Regions from separate parts of the Homo sapiens genome. Here region 2 is linked to region 1. Evidence: chromatin contacts called from ENCODE Hi-C data. All regions are on one chromosome and are shown on one strand. Each heading gives the region's core, a stretch centred on a gene start or an enhancer-like site at or near the end of the contact. The rest is flanking DNA. Distances are from core to core; before and after follow the strand shown. Region 1 holds the start of USP11 (ubiquitin specific peptidase 11). Region 2 holds the start of KDM5C (lysine demethylase 5C).

Evidence for each region. A loop is a pair of places that touch in the nucleus more often than their neighbours do. Pooled maps may share reads with other maps.
Region 2: a pooled map shows a loop between it and region 1 (17-fold over the local background). The contact joins the promoter of KDM5C here to the promoter of USP11 in region 1. A Hi-C loop is called at or near these places in 4 of 50 pooled maps.

The regions. Positions count from the first base shown.
Region 1 is chrX:47,230,146-47,235,641 of GRCh38, forward strand. USP11 (ubiquitin specific peptidase 11) reads left to right here and starts at 2,864. Exons shown (of 21, transcript NM_001371072.1): 1 at 2,864-3,074. The coding sequence starts at 2,899. RefSeq lists a cis regulatory region at 2,519-3,741 and enhancers at 2,744-2,793, 3,219-3,802.
Region 2 is chrX:53,221,227-53,226,722 of GRCh38, forward strand. KDM5C (lysine demethylase 5C) reads right to left here and starts at 3,981. Exons shown (of 26, transcript NM_004187.5): 1 at 3,514-3,981. The coding sequence starts at 3,663. It also overlaps a transcript of IQSEC2 not described here. RefSeq lists enhancers at 3,523-3,622, 3,863-4,242, 4,081-4,375, 4,253-4,302.

The sequences.
Region 1 (5,496 bases), core at 1,614-4,113:
GTATTGCATATGTAACAGTAGAACATGGAGTTGAAGCAGGTAGGGCAGGCTGAATGGTGTTGATGGGTTGAGAAGCAGAAAGGGGAGTTAGATTTGCCCAGGAATATGAGGAAGCCTGATAAGAGGGTGGAGGCAGGGAAGTGGAGAGACGATGTTTGAAAGACACTGGACGGCCCAATAGAACCATGGATGGGAAGATGAGGCAAAGGCCCAGTATGGCCATCTGACTAGGAAACCATGAAGAGGAGGGAATGTTCAGGACGGTAGGGGGTAGATTTTGGACCACTGAGTAGGTAGAGAAATCCTTTAATACATGGATCAAATTAAGCAGTGGGGCCATAGATGGACCTGGAAATTTCAATTATTAGTGTCCAGGAAGTAACAGAAACCATGGGCATGGGTGAGAGAGTTTGCAAGAGGCCAGGGATCAATGACACAACCTGGGGTTTGCCCTCAGATATGAGGATAATTGAAACTTATTTTCTTTGTCCTGTGAGTTCCAGCCCCAGTCCCACCATCTTGGGCAAAGCCAAGGATTGTTTTCTAAGCAGAAGAGGGGGTGAGCAGGGCCAGGCAAATACTGCAAGTAATGGCAACCCTAATTAAGTGGCTGTTTACTAAAGCCCAGTGGTGGGGGCCCATGAACTTCTAATCACTCTACTGTGTGTGTTTGTTTTTTGAGACAGAGTCTCTGTCGCCCAGGCTGGAATGTGGCGGCACAATCTTGGCTCACTGCAACCTTTGCCTCCTGGGTTCAAGCGATTTTCCTGCCTCAGCCTCCTGAGTAGCTGGGATTACAGGCGTGCACAACCACGCCCACCTAATTTTTTATTTTTAGTAAAGATGGGGTTTCACCATATTGACCAGGTTAGTCTCGAACTCCTGACCTCAAGTGATCCACCCACCTCGGCTTCCCAAAGTGCTGTGATTACAGGTGTGAGCCACCAAGCCCAGCCTCTACCGTGTCTTTCTAAGCACTTTAGTGATGTTTCAGCTTGCAGCCTCATGGTGCCATGATGACTGCCATGTCCCCAGAGATGGAAAAGCAAGCAGGGAAGACAGAACACCTTCCTTACCTGTCTGTGTTCTTTTAACGGCTGGAACTTCCACAAGCTCCTCAGCAGACTTCCTGTGCCATTTCTTGGCTAGAATCAGATGACATGGCCACTTCTGGCAGCAAGGGAGGATGGGAAAAGGAGGGCCTTGCAAAGGGGGACAGGATTGCCAGGCTGGATTTAAAAGGTCTAGAACTCACCCAACTGCTCTGGGAAGTGGTAGGGTCACTGGTGTGGGCAGAGGTTGGCCTCTGGAAGGTGGAAAAAAAAAAACGGTCTAGGGCTGGGAAAGGAGGTCTCTTGGATTTACCTGGCTGCCCAGATAAATGGGGAGGGGGAGTCTGCAGAGGGGCAATGGGGAGAATCAATTCAGAGAATCTGACAAGATTCAACTGGGCTTGAAGAGCAGCTATCTGCCATGTGTCTGACTCAACTCAAATGCCACTTTCTTTGGGGACCCTTAAGTGAAAGGCCTGCTCCCTTTCCTCACCCAGAGCTTACACAACTGAGTTTGTGACCCCTCATCTATGCCAGGTCTGGGCTGGGGGCTGGAATCACAGTAATAAAGACACAATCCCTGCCCCGCAGAGATTAACTGAAAATAGGTAAATTATGAAATTGTGAGGGGGAAGGGAGGTTCGAAATTAAAGTCATCATCAACGGGGCTGGCAGCCCCAGCAGAGGAAAGAATAGCATAGCCTAGAGCAGTGGTTCTCAACCAGAGACATTTTTCCCCCAAAGGACATTTGGTAATGTCTGGAGATACTTGGTTGTCCTGAGGGGTACTACTTGGTATCTAGTAGGTAGAGGCCAGGGATGCTGCTACATATCCTGCAATGCCCACAACAAAGAAATGACAGTGCTGAGGTTGAGAGACCCTGGCCTAGTCCAAGGGTTCTCAAACTTTGGGTCTCGGGATTCCTTTATGTTCTTAAAAGTTTAAGATATTCAAAAGAGTTTTTGCTTATGTCATATAGCCTCTGGATTCAGAAGCCTCTGGATAATCACACTGTACACCCCTGAGAGAATGAGAGTGAAAAAGTATTGTGAAAATAGTTTTCATTTTGTGAAACCCCAAGAGGATTTTTGGACCGGTAGACAGGCTGGGACCACTGGGACCACACGGTTGGAGAATGTTTGGCCTGGTGTTTAAGGTCACAGCTCTGAAACCAGATTTCTCAAGTCTAAACTGCAGCTCCACCACTAATTAGCTGAGGGACGTTTCTGGTACTCAGCGTCCCCATTGTTACCCATGGGTGACAAGGACAGTACCTGCTGCCTGAGGCTACTATTTTAGTCCAATAAAGCACTTAAACTGGGCGGACAGCTAGTTTAGTTATGATTGCTATGACTCCAACAAACATAGGGCCTGGGGCTAACTTGTCTTCAACACCTTGTCTAGTGAATAAATCTAGTTCAGGAAGAGAAACAACAGCCCGCAGGCCTCGGTGGGTCTCTGGAGGTGGAAACCTCTTTTGCATTGGGTTTTGATGGTACAATGAAGGGCATTCTGATCAGGCTAACAAAAACACTGCTCCCAGGGTAGGAGTCCTAGCCCACCTCGGGAACCTCAGCCTCCACTTTCCATGCCACCTGTGCCCTAAGTCTACAGGGCGTTAGGACCCCACAAGGCACTTTTGTCTTTCTTGGTTCCCACTGAAGATTTTACCCCACCTAGCCCTTCGACGCGTCTGTGCACGGGGCCATTTCCAATATGGCAGTAGCCCCGCGACTGTTTGGGGGGCTCTGCTTCCGTTTCCGGGACCAGAATCCGGAAGTGGCTGTTGAGGGGCGTCTTCCAATCTCGCACAGCTGCGTTGGCTGTAGAAGAGAACGGACGGCGATGGCGACGGTCGCAGCAAATCCAGCTGCTGCTGCGGCGGCTGTGGCGGCGGCAGCGGCGGTGACTGAGGATAGAGAGCCACAGCACGAGGAGCTGCCAGGCCTGGACAGCCAGTGGCGCCAGATAGAAAACGGCGAGAGTGGGCGAGAACGTCCACTGCGGGCCGGCGAAAGCTGGTGAGGCTGGGCTGCGGTGGAGCCTCGGCAGAGGGAACGGTGGGGGCATTGACAACCGCTGGGGATTCGGCGGCCGAGGGCCGCGGGAAAGCTGCTGCGGGGTGCGGGGGCGGGGGAGTGGCCGGCGGGACAGCGGGCTAAAGGGGCGGGGAAGTGCCTTTGAATGAATCGCAACGTCTGGAAAAGGGGCGGGGCCTGTGTGGTGCAGTCTGACGCCTGAGAACAAAATGGGGTTTGTTGTGATGAGACCAGTTTCGGTCCTGGAGGTGGGGCCGGGCCTGCGTAGTGAAACTGCGTAGGAACCTGGGAAGAAGGTGGGTTCTGCTACATAAGGCGGGGGCGCGGCCTGCGCTGCGTAATGCAACTTTTGGGGGCGAGGAGCGGTTTCCGATTGCTCCGGGGCGGCTGGGAACGAGGCGAGCTTTGTGACGTCAGCAGAAGAGCGGGATGGAGCCGAACGGTCCGAGGGAGGGAGCGGGGACCTCCGTGGGGGAGGGGGGAGGAGCCTGGAGCCTGGGAACGAGGTTAGGTTGGTGACGTGAGCTGAGGGGCGTGCTCTGAGGCCGAGGGACGACAGTGGAGGGGAGGTGGTGCCTATGAGGCAGAAAATGGCGCCTGCGAATAAGCAAAGTTTATGACGCGCCGTGGTTTTTGATTCTGGCGGAAGCCTTCCCGAGTCGAGAGAACGTGCAGGTGATTAGCACCGGAGGGGCCTTCCATGTTTAATTGGTTTTCTGTGTTGGTACTGTTTTGTTTTTAGAATCAAGAAAAAGTCGTTTTTTTAAAAAATAGAATTTTGATAAATCGGCTTGTTTTACTGATTTCTTGCTAAACAGTCCTTCTTGAAATTTACTGCTTCTGAGTTCATTTTATTTCTCGCCGAGTTGCATCTCGTTTTTTAATTGTGAAATACGTAAGACTTAAAAAGATTATATAAAACATTTACGCAGCCCAGATTGACGGACATCCTGTTAAAATAAACGGCCTACACTCTTCAAAAATGTCAGGATCATGAAAGACAAAGGCTGAAGAACTGTTCCAAATTGAAGGAATTAATGCAATTTAACGAGTCATGATAACTAAATGCAACATGTGATCCTCGATTGGATCCTGGAACAGAAAAAAAAATTATTTTAAAAATCAATTTTTTATCATAAGATTATTTTTGTCTCTTTTACTGTAAAAGGCAATGGAAACGTCGGTGAAATTTTATTAAAGTGGGTAGATACTAGTACTACTAATAATTGTGATCATTGTGGCTGTGAAAAATAATATCCTTGTTTATAGGAAATACTGAAAAATTTAGGGATAAGAACGCATCGTGTAAGCAGTTTATTCTCAAATGCCTGAAAAATTAGCATATATAAATTTATATATGGCGAGGGGAAATAAAATTGGGGAGATGTTGGTCAAAGGATACAACATTTCAGTTAGACAAGAAAAATAAGTTCAGATCTATTGTACAACTATAGTTAATAAATTCATTGTATACTTGAAAATTACTGAGAGAAGATTTTACATGTTCTACCACCCCCCAAAAAATAAGTATGTGACGTAATGGATGTGTTAATTGCCTTGACTTAGTCATTCCACAATGTATACATAAGTCAAAACTTCATGCTGTACACTCTAAATATATGCAATTTTTGTCCATTTTAAAATAAATAAAAATACCAAAAAATGCATGTAAAGAAACAACGATTGAGCAAATGAGTAAAATATTAGATTTGGAGAATCTGGATGAAGGACATATGGGGATTCTCTGTATTATTTTTGCCATTTTTCTCAATCTATTTCAAAGTTTAAAAATTAAATAATAAATAAAAACGTGTGAATTCACCATCCATGTTAAGATTCAGAACACTGTCTTAAGAAATCCTTCTGTGCCCCTCCCAGATGGAAATTCCCCTCCTTGCTCCATGGGAAACTGTTATCCTGAATTTTGAGTTAACAGTCTCTTCCTTTTCTTTAATGTTTTACCACAGCTGTATGCATCCCTAAGCGGTATGTATTGTCTAAGCTTTCACTTTATACATATATGGAATACATATATATAAAATTCTACTGGATGCATACTGTGAGCCCTTATCTTCGCATCGGGTAATACATGGTATCCACATGGCATCATTGGTGATGTTAACCTTGATCACTTGGTTATGGTAGTGTTGGCCAGCTTTCTCAACTGTAAAGGTACCATTTTCCTCTTTACATATGCAGTAATTATTTTTAAAACATGTATCATGTCCAGCCATTCCTCAAAATACTCTTAACAGCTTCCCATCTCTTGCAGCGTAGATGCTAAAATCCTTACAATGAATTGCAAGCCTTTATGAAGCTGGTCTCCTGCTTGCATTCTGATGTCTTCCCATATCTCTCCTCTGATTACGCACTCCCTCCCTGTCTCCATCCAGGCCGGCCATAT
Region 2 (5,496 bases), core at 2,731-5,230, 6.0 Mb after region 1:
CCCTAAACCTTCTCCACACCCACATTAATTCCTTATCCCCTAGGCACGTGCTGTAGGACACACAGGCCTGGGAGTACTGGAAAGCACACAGGATCTAGAGTCAGAAGATATGGGTTCATGTTCTAGATCCGCTACTTACTAGCTATGAGATTTTAGCTTTCTGAACCTGTTTTCTCATCTGTGAGGTGGGAATATGAACTCTAGCCCTGGCTTCCTTGCCAGACCAATATGGAAAATTAAAACTAGTTTTCAAATGAAAATGTTATTCAAAGGAGTCACCGTTATGACCTGACATCTAAGGCTGACCACACCTCACAATACACATGCAGGGTAGCTCAGGTCCGATTGTGGCAGGACGTAAAGGTTTGGGCCTTTAATGTTTGTTCTCTCAGTTTAAAGGGCCTGAGATAGACACTGCAGGGAAGAGCAAGGAACAGGGAGCAAGTATGTGTATCACTCACCCAGTCTGGAAGGCTTCCTGTAGATCCTCTCTCATACACCTGCCTGGTACAGGAAGAGGCAGGGGAGGAAGCCCCAGGGGGTGGGGGTAAGTGCTGGGATGCCTGACTGTGGTGGCAAAGAATGGGAGGATTTGGGGAGGGAAGTCAGGGAAAGATCATGAAAGTGGGAGACACTCTGCTCTGCCAAGTTGGAGCTTGCTGTGTCCTGCCCAAAGGTCAGCTGTGAAGAACCCCCTCTCCAACACCCCTTTCCAACCTCCTATGCAGACCTCTCCTTCCCAGAGCCCTGGCTCCTGCTGGGGTGGTGAAATCAACCTAAAGTAACCTAAACCAATGTTCTCATTTTATAAATGGGGAAAGTGAGGCTCAGAGAAAAAAAGTGAAATTTCCAAAATTACATGCTGAGTTAGTGGTGGGGCCAAGAACCCACGTCTTCTGACCTCTGATCCAAGGCCTTTGCACTACACCAGACATCAATGTTCATACATACATGCATACACGTGGGCGGGGGGGAGAGACAGTGAAAGAGAAGAAAAACTGTTGACCTCTTCTGCACACACACTTTTAGAAAATGGGCTAGAGGACTCATATTTTGCATGCATACACAGACCACACTCCCCTGCCCCTACCAGCCAAAGCAGGTGGCAAACATCTGGGGCTCAGTAAGCAGGGACAAAAAAAAAAAAAAACAGGCAGGCCAAAATGGTATGGCTCAAATCCAGACAAGCTCCCCATGCCCTCTTGCCTCTCATCAGGATAGGGCACTCCCCTCAGCACAGGTAACCCAGCTAAAAAGGTGCTCAAACCCAAAACTCCGGGCACCCTTCTTTCCTGCTGAATCAAGTTCTAGACAATCAGTGCAACATCAAGCACCTGACAGGAAATGGCAGCCCTGGAATGCTACGGCAGGAGCCATGGATGCAACAGATACCTGGGAAGGCCCTGCAAACCGCCTGCCTTCATCTCCAGACTACTGTATGCCAAATGTATGTTGGTATTACTGGGATGTGGTGATAAAAAAAAGGCTGGCTACCTGATGAAGAAAGCAAGATCCTTCCAAACTCCACTGGGTCTACTCAGGGTACCCACACTCTCCTCCCACCCATCTTTCCCAAGCGTAGCAGTCACCTGCCCAGCAATTCAGGCCCCAAACCATCCTTCCTCCAGCAAACCTCCAATTCCCAGGTACCCACCCATATACAGGTTCCCACCCTGGGCCCAAGCATCACTTGAGCGAGTACTTCAAACTTCAACCAGAAGAAGGCCAGCTGCCTAAAGGTGGCCTAGGAGCTGCCATAGAGAAGGAAAAAACAAAACCAAACCAGAGAGCCAGGTATCCTGGATTAGAGAGAAGCACACTGTTGAGCAGTGAAAAGGACGGCCTCCTGCTGGCCATGCACACCTGGGACATGTCACTCTTCCCCTTCCTGATGCCCCAAAGCAGGGTAACAACACCTACACAAGGCCAGCCTGCCTAAGTCAGTCCAAGATAGAAAAAAGGAATTCAGGCCTCAACTACCCCCTACGTCAGCTATGCCTCTTTTTCCCACAGGCTTGCCCAACCACTTCAGGGAGTGCCTCCTTGAGGCTGCCCAGGACTCCTGCCTCTCCCTTCCACTAGCCTTCCTGACCCTCTACCCACTGCCACTCCCTCACCATGGACAAGGATACCTCAGAAATCTGTGGCCAGACTCCAAGAAGGAAGAAATTCGCTTACCCAACACCTCCTAGAGGATCTATCTGAAACCATCCTAGATCTGTGGCTGAGCACCAGAAAGCACCAAGTTGGATAAGGAGGCCTGTGGTGCCCTCCTCAGGTGGGAATGAAGCTTCCTATTCCATTTCAGCCAGGAGACACCCACTCAAAAACACCCTTTTCCAGCAAAGCTCAATTTCTGCCCTTGGAATCCCAACTGATCACTGAACATTATCATCACTTTTCCACCATATCAGCAAGGCAGCAGCTTGCCCTAGCCCTTGGGAGACTTCTAGCCTGAAGCCAGGCCTAGGAGGAAAGCTATGGCCTTTGTTGCTGACCCCTGGCAATCATGTTCCAAAAGGGACAGAATTCCATGGCTCCATTCTGTTCTGCGGGCCCAAGAGTGCCCTATCCTCTGGGATCTCCTACATCCTGGACCAGAGGAGAGTAGAAATCTTCTGAGAAGGACTCACACCCCACCACCAAGCTGACCGGTCCAAACATCTCCATAGGAAGTCAAGTCTGCGGGATGATGTGCAGAAAAGGCCTTGACATTGCCTTCAACGAGGAAAAGAAGAGGACAATTCCCTGAACCCACCTCAAGGGAGACAGAGCAATCCCTGTGAGACTGATTTCCTGACTGGTCCAGCAGGCCAGGATATTATCATAGATGAATTGGCCTGGCAAGGTATGAGTAAATATGAGTCAACCTACATAGGAATAAACCAATGACCACATCAAACACCCTCACAGTCACAATAATTACCACTTATCTAGTGCGTACTACATACAGACGCTACCTAGTTTAATTCAATCCTCTAAATAACCATTTCTGGGATCCATTTCACGGGCTCAGAGAGATTACTTCTACTTTCCCAAGGTCACACAGCTGCTCAGCTTCAAAGTGGAGTTTTGAACTCAAGTCTGTCTCCCTTCAGGACTGCGATCTTTCTATTAATACTATACTATGCTGCCTGCCTTAAAGGAAGTGATGACAACAGATTGGAGAAACGTCTTATTTTTACAGCCTCGACCTAGGTGGCCCGGGCTAAGAGATGTGCGGGGTGCCTCTCTGTGAACTCCCTCCGGCCCACTAGGAATCCCTGTCTTAAACCCGGAGTGATTCTGAAGGGCCGGGGTGGGGGTGGATCTCTGACTCCAGGTCACCTGTGGGCCTCACACCACGAGAGGACCCCTGGCCCAACACCCTTTTTCCGATCCGCGCCGCAACCACAACGGTCCCAGCCACCCCCTCTCCCCACCTCGAGCTGCCCTCCGCCCCAGACTTCGCCGCTGGCTATCCTACTGCTTCATTCCGTCTCGCCGCCGGCGAAAACCGGCCCCGGGGCTTACCGCGGGTGGGCGGATCTTGCAAATGCCCGATTTCTCTGCGATGGGCCTGATTTTCGCGATGTAGCCAAGAGGGTCTCGGAACTCGGCCCAGCTAGGCTCGAACACCGGGCACTCCGGTGGCGGTAGGAAATCGTCGGACCCCGGCTCCATGGTGGGCCCGAGGTCTGGGCCAGGGATCGGGAGGCTTGGACCGCCCTTAAGGACTCATGGCGCCGCCGCTGTTTGAAGCCGAGGCAATGCTCGGAGGCTAGGCCCTAAGCGGGGCAGCCGCCGCCCGCCGAGGGCCTAAGGGGGCGTGTGGCCGTCGTGCTCTGAGAGTCTCAGGCTGACTCTACTGCTACCGCCTCTTCGTCCCGCTCCGTTTCTTCCAAACTGTGTGGTTGCCTCCCCACTACCGCAGCCTTCGCCACCACAGTTACCTCCCAAACGCCGCGGCCTTCAGCGCCGCCGCCGCCATCTTGGTTTGTCAGCGTCTCCCCTCCCCACACCACAACAAACCGGATCCTTCCGCGGGGTGTCCTTCCGAGCCTCGTATACGTTGCGTCACACCAAGCCCTAGGAAACCTTCATATAGTGGAGACCGAGCTAAATAGGCTGGTATGGGTTTCTATTTGGAAGGGGTTACTCAAAAGTACCACCCCGGACTGAGAGAAAATAGTTCATTGCAACGGCGGAGGAACAAGATTGTAATTAGTTTGCCGGATCGTCTTTCCGGATGGACCGGCGGTGCACGTTTAAAGGCCAGTGATGCGCATGCGCGTTATGGAGACCGGAAGAGGAGCTGGTGTCCGTGGGTGGTGGAGTCAAACCGGCACTCCCCCGCAGACCTCAACCAGGTCGCTAGCCCCGCACCAGTGTTCTCTGTCCCTTCTCCCTGGTCTTAACGGTATGGGCCGCGGAAGGCGGCTCTGGGAGCCTGATTGCAAAGGACCCCTTATGCTGGCCCGCGGGATGGGGGGAGATGTACTAGGCTCCAGCTCTAGACACTGACACCTCTGGGGCTTTGAAATAAGGAAGGCAGGAAGCTGCTCACTCCCCGGGGATTATGGATTTTTAGGATTCTGAGTCCCAAGTAAAGGAAGGAAATCTTTATTTCATCCAAGGTTACAGGTAGAGAGATGGGGTTTCGATTCTTACCCCCCAAAAGTCACTGGGAGTCAGCATTTTAATGAACGCTTTCAACTGTTCTGTATTCACTTTTACCATGTACACATTTGTGGCATATACTCCTACAAAATAAGCCTGTGTGTATGTATACTTTAACTATTGGATGTTTAGCAACGGCGTATTTATCCAGTGTCAACTGTGTAAAACACCTGTTTGCCCATTTGTGAGCCTACAGTGCACTTACCAAACATCCGTGTACTTTTATTGTATTTATTGTGTATAGCCCCTGTGCATTTGGTACCAACTGTATGTACATTTAGTCCTATCGTGTGCATGTTCCTTGAGCAGTTTCTGAATAGGTTCATTGCAACTACAGTACTTTGAATGAGTATCATCAAACCAGTACTTTGTACATATACATCAGGCATCTACTGATTGGAGGATCATCTGTGTCATTCATCAGCTGTGGACCTACTGCATATAGTTTGAACACCTACTGTGCAAATATTTGAGTACTTGCGTACATGCTGATTAAGTAATTTTGTTTTCCCCCATCAGACTATGAATTCCTTAAGGGCAGGGACCATGTGGCCTTATACATCCTTAGCACTTGGCATGTTAAGCAGTAAATGAATGTTGAGTAAACAAAAGAAAAATGAATAAATGTCCTTAGTATATATTGACTGAAAAATATGAATACTTTTTGCAAACATTTCCTGTTTAACATATTAAACATCCACTGTAAGCTCGAGGCAGATAGGGAGTGTCATACCTTCGTGCAGTTAACTGTTCCTAATCAGATACTGTGCCAATTAGGTCCATCCTGCCTACTTCAGGACTGAGCTAAGGACATCCTGGCTGAGGGAACAGGGCACA